Linked DNA regions of Homo sapiens: regions 2, 3 and 4 are each linked to region 1. A link is a contact called in ENCODE Hi-C or POLR2A ChIA-PET data. All regions are on one chromosome and are shown on one strand. Each heading gives the region's core, a stretch centred on a gene start or an enhancer-like site at or near the end of the contact. The rest is flanking DNA. Distances are from core to core; before and after follow the strand shown.

Region 1 (3,027 bases), core at 152-2,651:
AATAAGACTGAGGTCTTCTATGCCTAGTCAGGGTTATTCCACACACCCGCTTCTCAATTCGCAGGCTCTCTCTTTCAGGTCCATCGAGGTGGGGTGCCTTCTTCCCATCTCATCAGCTCTCCACAAGCATCTAGCGAGCTCTAAAACCTACCCCAGGATAGCAAACGTCAGACCTTCCTCCACTCTCCTGGCACTGCACGCCTTCTGGGGAGTGCTGCCAATCCTACCTCAACTGAAGGGACAGGAGCAGGTGCCCAGCCAGTCAGATGTTCAGTGACCTAACAGGTTTCAGGAAAATAGCAAAATCACTCAAAACAGTTTTTATAGAAAGGAAGGAAACTGTAAGGCACTTACACTTTATACTTCAACAGGTAAGGCCAAAATACCTCTTTCGAGCAAGAAACATGTCATTTAATTATTTCCATAATAGCAGATCATTTAGTATATGTGAACACTTCTAGGAGGTGCCAAGTCCTGTCTCATAACATTTGGCATTAAAGTCGGACATCCAGATAGCAGTAGAATATGGAACACAGATATCCACTGTCACAAATCCTCCACTGCAAAAGAGAGGACCTGATATTTTAATGAATGTTTGTAATTGACCAATTAATCTAGCACACTTTCTGTGGAAATGTATTCGTTTTCTACAGCCAAAGTGGAAGAGAGATTGTCCCTATTTCTTTTCCCCAGCAGCATTCCTAAGCTGAGCCCTGGGATTTTGAAATCGCTGCTCCAGAGGACCCTAAACCACAAACCACGGCGGCAGGCTTCCCATTTCACCAATCGCTGTTTACCTAAATCAACCCTTTAACGCTTTAAGGGTGACTCCCCTTAATTTGTAAGAGGAAAAAGGAGACTGGGACACCACGGGGCACAGTATCTTCCCACACACGAATCACACGCCGACCCGGGATTTCCCCTAAGACCCTCACGTTCTCACCGCACAATCTCGGGAGACGCCGGGCTGCGGCGACCCAAAGACGGCTCCGGCCATGGCAGAGGTCGCTCTGCGGGGTCGGGAGGGGACCGGACGCGCGGGGTCCCGGCTGCCGGCCCGGCCGCCATCTTGCGGCGGAGGGGACCAAGGGCCGAGTTGCGTCCGCGGGGACTCAGGGCCCAGACCCCGAAGCTAACCTCAAAGAGGGTTCCCGCCGCTTCCGACCGCCCCTCTCCCTCTTCTGGGGACCCCCGACCTGGCACATTCACCATTTCCCAGCTTCCGGGATGTCCTGGCGTCTGAGCTACGGATCTCCCGGTGCCTGCCGGTCACAGAGTAACAGAGGTTCTGTCTATTCTCAGAACGCGAAGCCGCCTTGGCCTCCCAGATGGAAGGACTGGGAGCCCCTGGTGAAGAGACTGAGCTCTTACTGCAGCCAACAAAGGCCACCGCCAAATCCCGGAAGCCGCCCCTGCTCTCCGGCTACTCCCGATTGGAGGATTTCCACTCCGACGCCACTGATTGGGTAAAGCTCCAGGCCCCGCCCTCTCACTCGTTCTGCTTTTTGAATGGGAGACAGGCTCATTGAGGTGGGGCCACCTGCTGAGGGTATTACAGCTAATTTAAGGGGTGAGCTTGGACTTGAAATGCACTTGCTTTCCCGTACCTGGTTTTGCTTGTATAAGGCATCTTATTAGCTAATTAAGTTTAAGAAGGAGGGCATTTGGGCACCTTTAAAACAACTTTTTAACCGTTCTAATAACACAGGAAAGACCCTCATCCCATCCTTAGCACCTCTCATCACACGGTACCCCACTGCTCAGGACATAACTGTGGGACTGCAGAGGAAACTGCTGGGGTTTTTGGGGAGCATGCAGGAGGCTTCAACAGCCAAGGTAACGGTGGCTTCCCTTGGGTGTCACTTAAAATCTTGGGGTCAGGGACATCTTTTATCCAGTTGGCTCAGGGAAACTAACAGACAGGAGGATTGTAATTTTTTTTTTCTTTTCTGAATTTCCAAGACATAAAGGACTATCCAAGCATCCCAAAAGGCATTCAATTATACATAAGGCTGAGGGCCTCCCTGCTCTGGAGAGGGATGGCCTGGCAGCCACCAGCTGCAGTGAGCTGAGATAGTGCCACTGCAATGGGCCTTAAACTTGCCCTCTTGTAGACAGGCCACCTCCACACACCCGCTTCTCACATCGCAGGCTCTAACCCTCCGGTCCATCAAGGTGGGCTGCCTTCTTCCCATGTCATTAGCTCTCCACAAGCATCTAGTTAGCTCTAAAACCTACCACAGGATAGCAAACGTCAGACCCTCCTCCACTCTCCCGGCACTGCACGCCTTCTGGGGAGTGCTGCCAATCCCACCTCAACTGAAGGGACAAATCTGGGCAGGTGCCCAGTCAGATGTTCAGTGACCTAACAGGTCCAGCATGCCCAGGGCCTGACCCCACAGCCTAGCACCCCTCCCCCACCTGGCCTTCAATCCAGCCTTTCTTCTCCAATGACGGGATGTTCACCTGTGCCACAATCCCATTAGTCTAGTGACGAGGCCAGGTAAATCCCAGCTGAGTGCCTGTGACTCCACCCTCTTACTTCCCACTCAGGTGACATTACAAGCATAACCTTGAATTTGAGCTAATTTATACATATTCCTCTCCTAGTAACCTGTTTGACAACAGCCCTCACAATCCAGAGACTGGGGCAGCAGGTTCCAAAACCTCACTTTATTCCAATGTGAAATGAAGACATGATGGTTTAAAAATGAGAAAAAGTTCCTGATAAGCTGTGGGGGTGCTTCACTTGCCAGCTCATGCCCATTCCCTCTGAAACAAGGTGTCTGTTACCCATAAACAACTCTCTGTAAAGCCCCAGGTAGAGGTCACAGCTGGACGTGGCTCCCTCAGGCTCACAGGGTAGCAATCTCCTCCCCCAGTCCAGGCTTCCACAGCAGGCACGGACAGGTGCAGAGAGGGAGTGGCCATGGCCTGTGGGGTCCCCTGCCACCCTCAGAGCTAGTCTCTGCAGAAGGTGCTGTGTGGTAAGCAGCAGGGCTCCACAGAGAGGTGACAACCCTTCCT
Region 2 (3,027 bases), core at 253-2,752, 820 kb after region 1:
GCTGAGGCAGGTGGATCACGAGGTCAAGAGATCAATACCATCCTAGCCAACATGATGAAACCTCATCTCTACTAAAAATACAAAAAAAAAAAAATTAGCTGGACTTGGTGGCACACGCCTGTAGTCCCAGCTACTTGGGAGGCTGAGGCAGGAGAATTGCTTGAACCCAGGAGGCAGAGGTTGCAGTGAGCCAAGGCCACTGCACTCCAGCCTGGCAACAGAGAAAGACTCCATCCCAAAAGAGAAAGAGAGAGAGAGAGAGAGACGGAGTCTTGCTCTTTCGCCCAGGATGGGGTGCAGTGGTGCAATCTTGGCTCACTGCAGCCTCGACCTCCTGGGCTCAAGCGATCCTCCCGCCTGGGTCTCCTGTGTAGCTGGGACTACAGGCATGCGCCACCATGCCCGGTTAATTTTTGTATTTTTTTGTAGAGACAGGGTTTCGCCATGTTGCCCAGGCTAAAAATGCATAGAATCTTATGGGACCTCCATTGTCTGTGCGGTCCACCTGTTGACCAAATGTTGTTATGCAGTGCATGACTGTACTGCCTCCTCAGTGAAGCCTCCAGAATCACTTCTCCTTTATAAACGAACTCCTTCCTTTGACTTAAGGCCATTTGCATGAGTTCCAGGGTAGCTCTTTTAACGGCTTTTCTGTGTGTATCTGCCTTAGCCTGAGAGCCCTTTGAAGACAGGGCTTACATATTTCTACCTCAGTGACTGCTAGTGGACTTCAACATCATCGAAGTACAGAACTTCATATCAAAATGTGCCTTGAAGGCCCATTTTACAGATAGGGAGACTGACTTCCATTTCCATTTCTCTCCCTGATGCCCCATCCATGCAAGGCGCTGGCCTGGCTAGTCAGCGAATCAAGGTCCGCAAGAGCCAGTGTCTGGCGCCCCGGGAGGGACTCCATTTCCCGAAACGCACAGCGCGCGCCCGATGCGTGCTGGGGAATGTAGTCCTGACCCGGTGCCCCGCCCCCGCCCCACCCCCGAAGTTTCCCAGCACCAGTCGCGATCCTCAGCAGCCCAGACTTTCGTCTCCTGTTGTCACTCACTACTTCCTGTGACTCCAAGACTGCCTTCCCTTACTCTACCCCTTCCTTCAGCCCCCCAGCTCTGATTCTTTCCCGAGACTCAGTGGACGCAGGGGTCCTGCCCCAGCCCCGACCCCAGTCCTCCCCCTGGGTGTACTCGAACCGGTGATCTAAGCCCTGAGCCCAGGTCCCTGAAACCTCAGCCCCAGGCCTCCTCTAAACCCTAGCGCCTGCTGTTTCTCACAACTCACCCGCTCACTCGTTACCTGACACCGGAGCCCTGCCCTTCCCCGCCAAGGCCGCTCCCCTCCCGGACCCGGGGGTGGCGGAAACCCAGACCCCCAGCTCCCAATCCCTCTGACTCCTGCGCCCCTCAGCGACCCGGCGTCCGGTCCCTCAGCCCCTTACCCAGACTTCCCTCCCTCCGGCTCATGCTGGCCCCTGGCTGATCCCGGCTCCCTTCACGCCCCCCTTTCGAGGGGGGAGAAAGGGGAAAGGGCTGGGGGCGTGGCCCGGGCGCAGCCAATCAGAGCCCAGACCCCAAACATTTCATCCTACCCCCCCTTTTGAGACAGGATTCCTTGGCCCTGAGCTCAGCTCCTCGTCCGTGGGGCCTAGTGGGGGAAGGGGCCCGAGGGGGAAGGCAAGTTGTCTGCCGGGTGGACAGGACCTCGGGGCTGGGGGTGTCAGGGCCTGGGAGGCAGCCCAATGTTCTGCCGCGGGCTCAGGCTTGGACCTGAGGCAGCGGCTGCTTTGGGTGTAAAGCTGAGGAGACAGGAGAGGGAACTGCCGGACTGGCAGGACAGGAATGCGCAGGCCCTCTCTCTAGTCTGGGGCGCGGCTTGCGAGGGAGGCTACGATGGGGGCCGTCAGGCTTGGGGCATGTTTGTCCAGACATACATCTCCTGGCCTATCTTAGATGGCTTCCAATCTCATTGTCACACCCACCAGGAGGGAGACAGATACACTGCTCTCCTCTTCTTAGCAGGCCTAGTAACAATCACACCCCGCCCCCCACCCCCAGGAGAACAAGCTACAGAGACCTGGACAGGAAGTCACACCCATACGTCAACCCCATTAACCTGGTGTAGACGGAAAGGAAGGCACATAGGGATGATCCATACTTGGTTTCTGGCCCCCGCGAGGGGCTCGCGGTCTGTCGAGGAAGCCCATAGACAACAGAAGCTAATGGGGTTTGTGAATGAAGACGAGGAGGCCCGTGTGTGTGTGCGCTTGCGTGTGTCTGCGTGTGTGCGTGCATGCGGACGTGTGTGCGTGTGAGCATGCGTGTGTGCGAGTGGATTTGTGTGCGTGTGAGTGTGCAGGTGTGCGCGTGTGTGCATGTGCGCGTGCATGTGTGTGCGTGTGTTCGTGTGAGTGGGTGTGTGTATTGCCGTGAGCAATTGCTGGAATAAAAGAAGAAAGAGTTTAACTGGAGAGGGCACAGCAGATAGAATTGAGCCAGACAATTGGTAGGGCCCACAATCACATGTGTATTAACTGTAAATATTTATTGGGCATTTACCATGTGCTGGGCACTGTTCTAAGAGCCATATGCACATTAACTAACTCCTGTGTTATAGATGCGGAATAGAGAGAAGTGACTTGTCCAGGGTAACACAGTTAGGTGTGGCACAACTGGGATTTTACCTAAGCAGCTTGGCTCAAAAAAATGCTGTCTTAACCATGCTCCTAACCCCTTATACCCTTAACCTCTGGACATGGTCACGCCCAAATTCACAGACACAACAGCCACACCTTGAAACACACACACACACACAACAGCAGCACAAATTTTGACATGGTCTTATCTGCTGACAAGCCAGCCTCAAATAAAGTCAACAAAGACACACTCATTTTATTTAAGTAATGTACATTTTATTTAAGTCATGTGATGGATTTTCACAGAATACATATGCCCAGGGAACCAGCACCAGATTACACAACAGAACTGGATCAGCTCCCAGAAGCTCTCCCCTCGTCCCCTC
Region 3 (3,027 bases), core at 191-2,690, 620 kb after region 1:
GCCAGACATGGTGGCAGGCACCTGTAGTCCAAACTACTTGGGAGGCTGAGGCACGAGAACCACTTGAACCCTGGAGGCGGAAGTTGCAGTGAGCCGAGATGGCACCGCTGCACTCCAGCCTGGGCGACAGAGTGAGACTCCGTCTCAAAATAAGTAAATAAATAAATAAATAACCATTGGGTCTAGCGTCTTGGTGACACCAGCCACTAGGTGTCAGGGCAATGCTGGAGGCAGCAGCTAGTTTATGGCGTGGGCAGCAAGGAAGAAGTGAGGAAGTAGAGACTGGGAGTGTAGAATCTTTCCAAAAACTTGAATGTGGAGGGGTAGATGGGATAATGCCGGGAGAGGAGGCTGGTGAAGGACCTCTTAGTGAAGGGAGATTTGTTGCTGTTTCTGAGATGGGAAAGAGAAACAAGTTGCAGTGTAGATGGGGAGGATGGAGAGGTTGAAGGTGTAGGAGAGATGGGTCACCATCAGATGGGACGTCTGTGAAGGAGAGACCTCATCTGGCCCACAGCTTGGAAAGGAGAGACTGACTGTTGAGTTGATGCAAGCTCAGGTGTTGCCAGGCGGGCGCCATGATAGTAGAGAGGTTAGGATACTGTCAAGGGTGTGTGTGGCCAAAGGAGTGGTTCTGTGAATGTATGGGAGAAAGGGAGACCGACCACCAGGAAGCACTGGTGAGGCAGGACCCGGGAGGATGGGAGGCTGCAGCCCGAATGGTGCCTGAAATAGTTTCAGGGGAAATGCTTGGTTCCCGAATCGGATCGCCGTATTCGCTGGATCCCCTGATCCGCTGGTCTCTAGGTCCCGGATGCTGCAATTCTTACAACAGGACTTGGCATAGGGTAAGCGCAAATGCTGTTAACCACACTAACACACTTTTTTTTTTCTTTTTTTTTTTTGAGACAGAGTCTCACTCTGTCGGCCTGGCTGGAGTGCAGTGGCACGATCTCGGCTCACTGCAACCTCCGGCTCCCCGGCTCAAGCAATTCTCCTGCCTCAGCCTCCCGAGTAGCTGGGATTACAGGCATGTGCCACCACGCCCGGCTAATTTTTGTATTTTTAGTTGAGATGGGGTTTCACCATGTTGGCGAGGCTGGTCTTGAACTCCTGACCTCAGGTAATCCGCCAGCCTCGGCCTCCCAAAGTGCTGGGATTACAAGCGTGAGCCACCGTGCCCGGCCAACAGTTTTTAAATCTGTGGAGACTTCATTTCCCTTGATGCCTTGCAGCCGCGCCGACTACAACTCCCATCATGCCTGGCAGCCGCTGGGGCCGCGATTCCGCACGTCCCTTACCCGCTTCACTAGTCCCGGCATTCTTCGCTGTTTTCCTAACTCGCCCGCTTGACTAGCGCCCTGGAACAGCCATTTGGGTCGTGGAGTGCGAGCACGGCCGGCCAATCGCCGAGTCAGAGGGCCAGGAGGGGCGCGGCCATTCGCCGCCCGGCCCCTGCTCCGTGGCTGGTTTTCTCCGCGGGCGCCTCGGGCGGAACCTGGAGATAATGGGCAGCACCTGGGGGAGCCCTGGCTGGGTGCGGCTCGCTCTTTGCCTGACGGGCTTAGTGCTCTCGCTCTACGCGCTGCACGTGAAGGCGGCGCGCGCCCGGGACCGGGATTACCGCGCGCTCTGCGACGTGGGCACCGCCATCAGCTGTTCGCGCGTCTTCTCCTCCAGGTGTGCACGGGAGTGGGAGGCGTGGGGCCTCGGAGCAGGGCGGCCAGGATGCCAGATGATTATTCTGGAGTCTGGGATCGGTGTGCCCGGGGAACGGACACGGGGCTGGACTGCTCGCGGGGTCGTTGCACAGGGGCTGAGCTACCCAGCGATACTGGTGTTCGAAATAAGAGTGCGAGGCAAGGGACCAGACAGTGCTGGGGACTGGGATTATTCCGGGGACTCGCACGTGAATTGGATGCCAAGGAATAACGGTGACCAGGAAAGGCGGGGAGGCAGGATGGCGGTAGAGATTGACGATGGTCTCAAGGACGGCGCGCAGGTGAAGGGGGGTGTTGGCGATGGCTGCGCCCAGGAACAAGGTGGCCCGGTCTGGCTGTGCGTGATGGCCAGGCGTTAGCATAATGACGGAATACAGAGGAGGCGAGTGAGTGGCCAGGGAGCTGGAGATTCTGGGGTCCAGGGCAAAGATAATCTGCCCCCGACTCCCAGTCTCTGATGCAAAACCGAGTGAACCGTTATACCAGCCTTGCCATTTTAAGAATTACTTAAGGGCCGGGCGCGGTGGCCCACTCCTGTAATCCCAGCACTTTGGGAGGCCGAGGCGGATGGATCACTTGAAGTCAGGAGTTGACCAGCCTGGCCAACATGGTGAAAGCCTGTCTCTACCAAAAATAGAAAAATTAATCGGGCGCTATGGCGGGTGCCTTAATCCCAGCTACTCGGGGGGGCTAAGGCAGGAGAATCGCTTGAACCCGGGAGGCGGAGGTTTCAGTGAGCCGAGATCGCGCCACTGCACTCCAGCCTGGGCCAGAGTGAGACTCCGTCTCAAAAAAAAAAAAAAAAAAAAAAAAAAAGAGACTTACTTAAGGTCTAAGATGAAAAGCAGGGCCTACGGAGTAGCCACGTCCGGGCCTGGTCTGGGGAGAGGGGAGGATAGGGTCAGTGACATGGAATCCTGACGTGGCCAAAGGTGCCCGGTGCCAGGAGATCATCGACCCTTGGACTAGGATGGGAGGTCGGGGAACAGAGGATAGCCCAGGTGGCTTCTTGGAAATCACCTTTCTCGGGCAGGGTCCAAGGCACTGGGTTGACAGTCCTAACCTGGTTCCACCCCACCCCACCCCTCTGCCAGGTGGGGCAGGGGTTTCGGGCTGGTGGAGCATGTGCTGGGACAGGACAGCATCCTCAATCAATCCAACAGCATATTCGGTTGCATCTTCTACACACTACAGCTATTGTTAGGTGAGTGGCTCCGCCCCCTCCCTGCCCGCCCCGCCCCGCCCCTCATCCCCCTTGGTCAGCTCAGCCCCACTCCATGCAATCTTGGTGATCCACACAGCTGAC
Region 4 (3,027 bases), core at 366-2,865, 600 kb after region 1:
ACTCAGGAGGTTGAGGCAGGAGAATCGCTTGAATCCGGGAGGCAGAGATCGCAGTGAGCCAAGATGGCGCCACTGCACTCCAGCCTGGCAACAGAGAGCGATTCCATCTCAAACAAACAAACAAAAAAAAATACACAAAATTCCAGCTCCCTACTTCCTAGCTATGTGTAACTGAGCAAGTTATTCCATCTTTCTGAGCCTCAGTCTCTTCATCTGTGAAAAGGGATAACAGCTGGGCACAGTGGCTCATGCCAGTAATCCCAACACTCTGAGAGGGTGAGGTGGGAGGATCACTTGAGCCTAGAAGGTCTAGGCTTCAGTGAGCTGTCATCGTGCCACGGCAATCCCACCTGGGTGACAGAGCGAGATCCTGTCTCAAAAAAAAAAAAAAAAAAAAAGACAAAAGGGATAATAGTACCAACCTTAGAAGGTGAATTAATGCCTCCAAAATTTTTAGCAGCGCACCTGACAATTAGCAGAGCATTCAATAAATGAGTAAGGCAACCACTACGTGTCTGGCCCTATGCTGTGTTGTTGCCGGGTACAGAGGACACAGTGATGAATCACAAGAAGTGCTGCCCTCCAGAAGTTCCCAGTATGATGGAGGAAGACAGAGAGAGAAAATTACAACATAATGTTACAAAAACTATGACTGAGGTAGGAAAAAAATGTTGCAGGAACATAGAGAAGGGAACCACTCACTTTGCCTGAAGGGGAATCAAGGATGACATCACAAAGGATATGAAGCTAAGAGGATGAGTAGGAGCTAGGCAGGCAAACAAGGAGAAAGGGAAGAAAAAGCATTCCAAGCAAAGGGCACAGGTGGTAAAGGGCGTGTGGTCTTCAGAGGGCACAGTGTGTTCTGGCCTGGCAATGCCCTTTCCTAGTGTTGGCTAGAAACTGGAGAGGTCACAAAAATGAATGCCACCCTAAGGAGTTTGGGGTTAATTTTGAAAATGAGAGAAGGCAGCAGAACTTTAGGAAAGGGAAGCCTGTTGTTTCTGGAAGGTCTTCTCTCTGCGGATGGCTGCCAGGGACAAATGGAAAAAGAAGACGCAGAGACAAGAGAGGGTGAGGAAGCAGCGTTAGCAAGAAAAAGGAATGAAGCCTAAGACTGGGCAAGGAAGTGGAATGGGAACAATCCTGGTGAAGGCCTGAGCGGTGGGTTTGTAGGCGTCGCTCGGCATAATTCAAGGTCAACAGCCTCCCACAACCCGGCTGGTTTCTCAGCGCCCGGAACGCGGCGTTCTTTCCTCAAGCCCCGCCCCTCCTCCTCTCCACTCCCAGCCCCCGGATCTTGGCCTCACTGACAGCCTGTCCTCAGGCCCCGCCCCACCCCCTGGCCCTGAGCTCCGCCCCGCCCCCAGCCCTGGGCCCCGCCCTCACGCCAGGTGCTATCCGGTCGCCGGCACAGGTACGTTTCTCCGATCTCCACCGTGACTTCCGGCTCGCCGCGCGCCGGGGTCGGCGGAGAGACGCGGCCCGGGGATGGGGCGGTCCCCTCAGCGGCCGCATTCTCCCCGGGCCCGGGCTCGCCCTCCCCCGCGACCCCTGAAGTCCCCGCCGCAACCGCCGCAGCAGCTCCCTGTGCCGCCATCGCGGGAAGGGAAGTGACGCCAGAATCGGACGCCACGCAGTTCTTTTGGCTCCGGGTCAGCAGTGCGTGGGGCGGGCTCCTCAAGGTTTGAGGGCGGGGTCTGTGATGTAGCAGGAGCCGATTGGCTTCTGTGGCCGTCCCCGCGGCCCCGCGAGTTGGATGTTGAGTGTGCGGCAGTCTTGGAGCTCCTGGTTTTCCGTGCGGACCTGTGGCTGCAGCCTATGGGTGAGGAGAGGAGACAGACTTACCTCATGCGATGACTCAACTCAACCTTTTTTTAATTTATTTATTTATTTATTTATTTATTTATTTTGAGACGGAATCATGCTCTGTCGCCCAGGCTGGAGTGCAGAGGCGCGATCTCGGCTCACTGCAACCTCCGCCTCCGGGTTCAAGCGATTCCTCTGCCTCAGCCTCCCGGGTAGCTGGGACTGCAGGCGCGCGCCACCACGCCCATCTAATTTTTGTATTTTTAGTAGAGACGGGGTTTCACCATGTTGTCCAGGATAGTCTTGATCTCTTGACCTCGTGATCTGCCAGCCTCAACCTCCCAAAGTGCTGGGATTATAGGCGTGAGCCACCGTGCCCGGCCAGCTGAACCTTTTTAAAGGCCCTGGTACCTGCGGAAGCCAAGATGTGCCAATTTTCAGCGGGCGCTGCCCCCACTTTAACAGGGCAGAGCCAGAGCGGCCGCCCTGGTGGCCTGGAGCCGCACACTCGCGCTGGCCTAATGTCGCTCCCCGCCCCCCCCCCTTTTTTTTTTTTGAGATGGAGTCTCGCTCTGTCGCCCAGGCTGGAGTGCAGTGACGCGATCTCGGCTCACTGCAGCCTCCGCCTCCCGGGTTCAAGCGATTCTCCTGCCTCAGCCTCCTGAATAGCTGGGATTACAATCGCGCGCCACCACGCCCGGCTATTTTTTGTATTTTTAGTAGAGAGAGGGCTTCACCCTGTTGGCCAGGCTGGTCTCGAACTCCTGACCTCAGGTGATCCGCCCGCCTCGGCCTCCCAAAGTGCTAGGGTTACAGGCGTGAGCCACCGTGCCCAGCCAGTGCCCCATTTTTGAAGGTTGAAGAGACTACTTCCCCTATTTGGGATACAGTTGGTGCGGGGAAAGCAGAACGGGTGTGTCCAGGGACAGGCCATAATTCACCCTCACAGGATAAAGTCTAAAGAAAGGACGAGTTGGGCGGGGCGTGGTGGCTCACGCCTGTAATCTCAGCACTTTGAGAGGCCGAGGCGGGCGGAGATCGAGACCATCCTGGCTAACACCGTGAAACTCCGTCTCTACTAAAAATACAAAATTTAGCCGGGCGTGGTGGCACGCACCTGTAGTCCCAGCTACTCGGGAGGCTGAGGCAGGAGAATCGCTTGAACCCGGGAGGCGGAGGTTGCAGTGAGCCGAGATCCCGCCATTGCACTCCAGCCTGGGG

Evidence for each region. Hi-C counts contacts between places; a loop is a spot of excess contacts on that map. ChIA-PET counts read pairs that join two places held with the same protein, here RNA polymerase II (POLR2A). Pooled maps may share reads with other maps.
Region 2: a loop to region 1 is called in a pooled map, with 5 times the contacts of the local background. The contact joins the promoter of CTF1 here to the promoter of KRABD5 in region 1. A Hi-C loop is called at or near these places in 1 of 50 pooled maps. POLR2A ChIA-PET finds 5 or more read pairs at or near these places in 2 of 52 experiments (B cell and activated CD4-positive, alpha-beta T cell).
Region 3: a pooled map shows a loop between it and region 1 (7-fold over the local background). The contact joins the promoter of VKORC1 here to the promoter of KRABD5 in region 1. A Hi-C loop is called at or near these places in 1 of 37 single-sample maps with no recorded cell type and 8 of 50 pooled maps. POLR2A ChIA-PET finds 5 or more read pairs at or near these places in 1 of 52 experiments (Caco-2).
Region 4: a loop to region 1 is called in a map with no recorded cell type, with 16 times the contacts of the local background. The contact joins the promoter of KAT8 here to the promoter of KRABD5 in region 1. A Hi-C loop is called at or near these places in 3 of 37 single-sample maps with no recorded cell type and 11 of 50 pooled maps. POLR2A ChIA-PET finds 5 or more read pairs at or near these places in 5 of 52 experiments (CD4-positive, alpha-beta T cell, H1, HEK293 and 2 more).

Annotation. Positions count from the first base shown.
Region 1 is chr16:31,711,618-31,714,644 of GRCh38, reverse strand. KRABD5 (KRAB domain containing 5) reads right to left here and starts at 1,401. Exons shown (of 5, transcript NM_001130913.2): 1 at 1,210-1,401. The coding sequence starts at 1,212. RefSeq lists a silencer at 965-1,024 and an enhancer at 1,115-1,234.
Region 2 is chr16:30,895,089-30,898,115 of GRCh38, reverse strand. It overlaps CTF1 (cardiotrophin 1), which reads right to left and starts at 1,502. Exons shown (of 3, transcript NM_001330.5): 1 at 1,448-1,502. The coding sequence starts at 1,472. MIR762HG (MIR762 host gene) reads right to left here. Exons shown (of 3, transcript NR_110942.1): 3 at 2,896-3,027. RefSeq lists enhancers at 916-965, 1,829-2,332, 2,333-2,838.
Region 3 is chr16:31,093,210-31,096,236 of GRCh38, reverse strand. It overlaps VKORC1 (vitamin K epoxide reductase complex subunit 1), which reads left to right and starts at 1,440. Exons shown (of 3, transcript NM_024006.6): 1 at 1,440-1,680; 2 at 2,816-2,925. The coding sequence starts at 1,508. LOC124903680 (zinc finger protein ENSP00000375192-like) reads left to right here and starts at 232. Exons shown (of 1, transcript XM_047435012.1): 1 at 232-1,353. The coding sequence starts at 859. The coding sequence ends at 1,353. RefSeq lists enhancers at 272-451, 967-1,016, 1,067-1,116, 1,147-1,326, 2,507-3,027.
Region 4 is chr16:31,116,252-31,119,278 of GRCh38, reverse strand. It overlaps KAT8 (lysine acetyltransferase 8), which reads right to left and starts at 1,615. Exons shown (of 11, transcript NM_032188.3): 1 at 1,387-1,615. The coding sequence starts at 1,597. It also overlaps a transcript of BCKDK not described here. RefSeq lists an enhancer at 1,032-1,151 and silencers at 1,322-1,671, 1,571-1,797.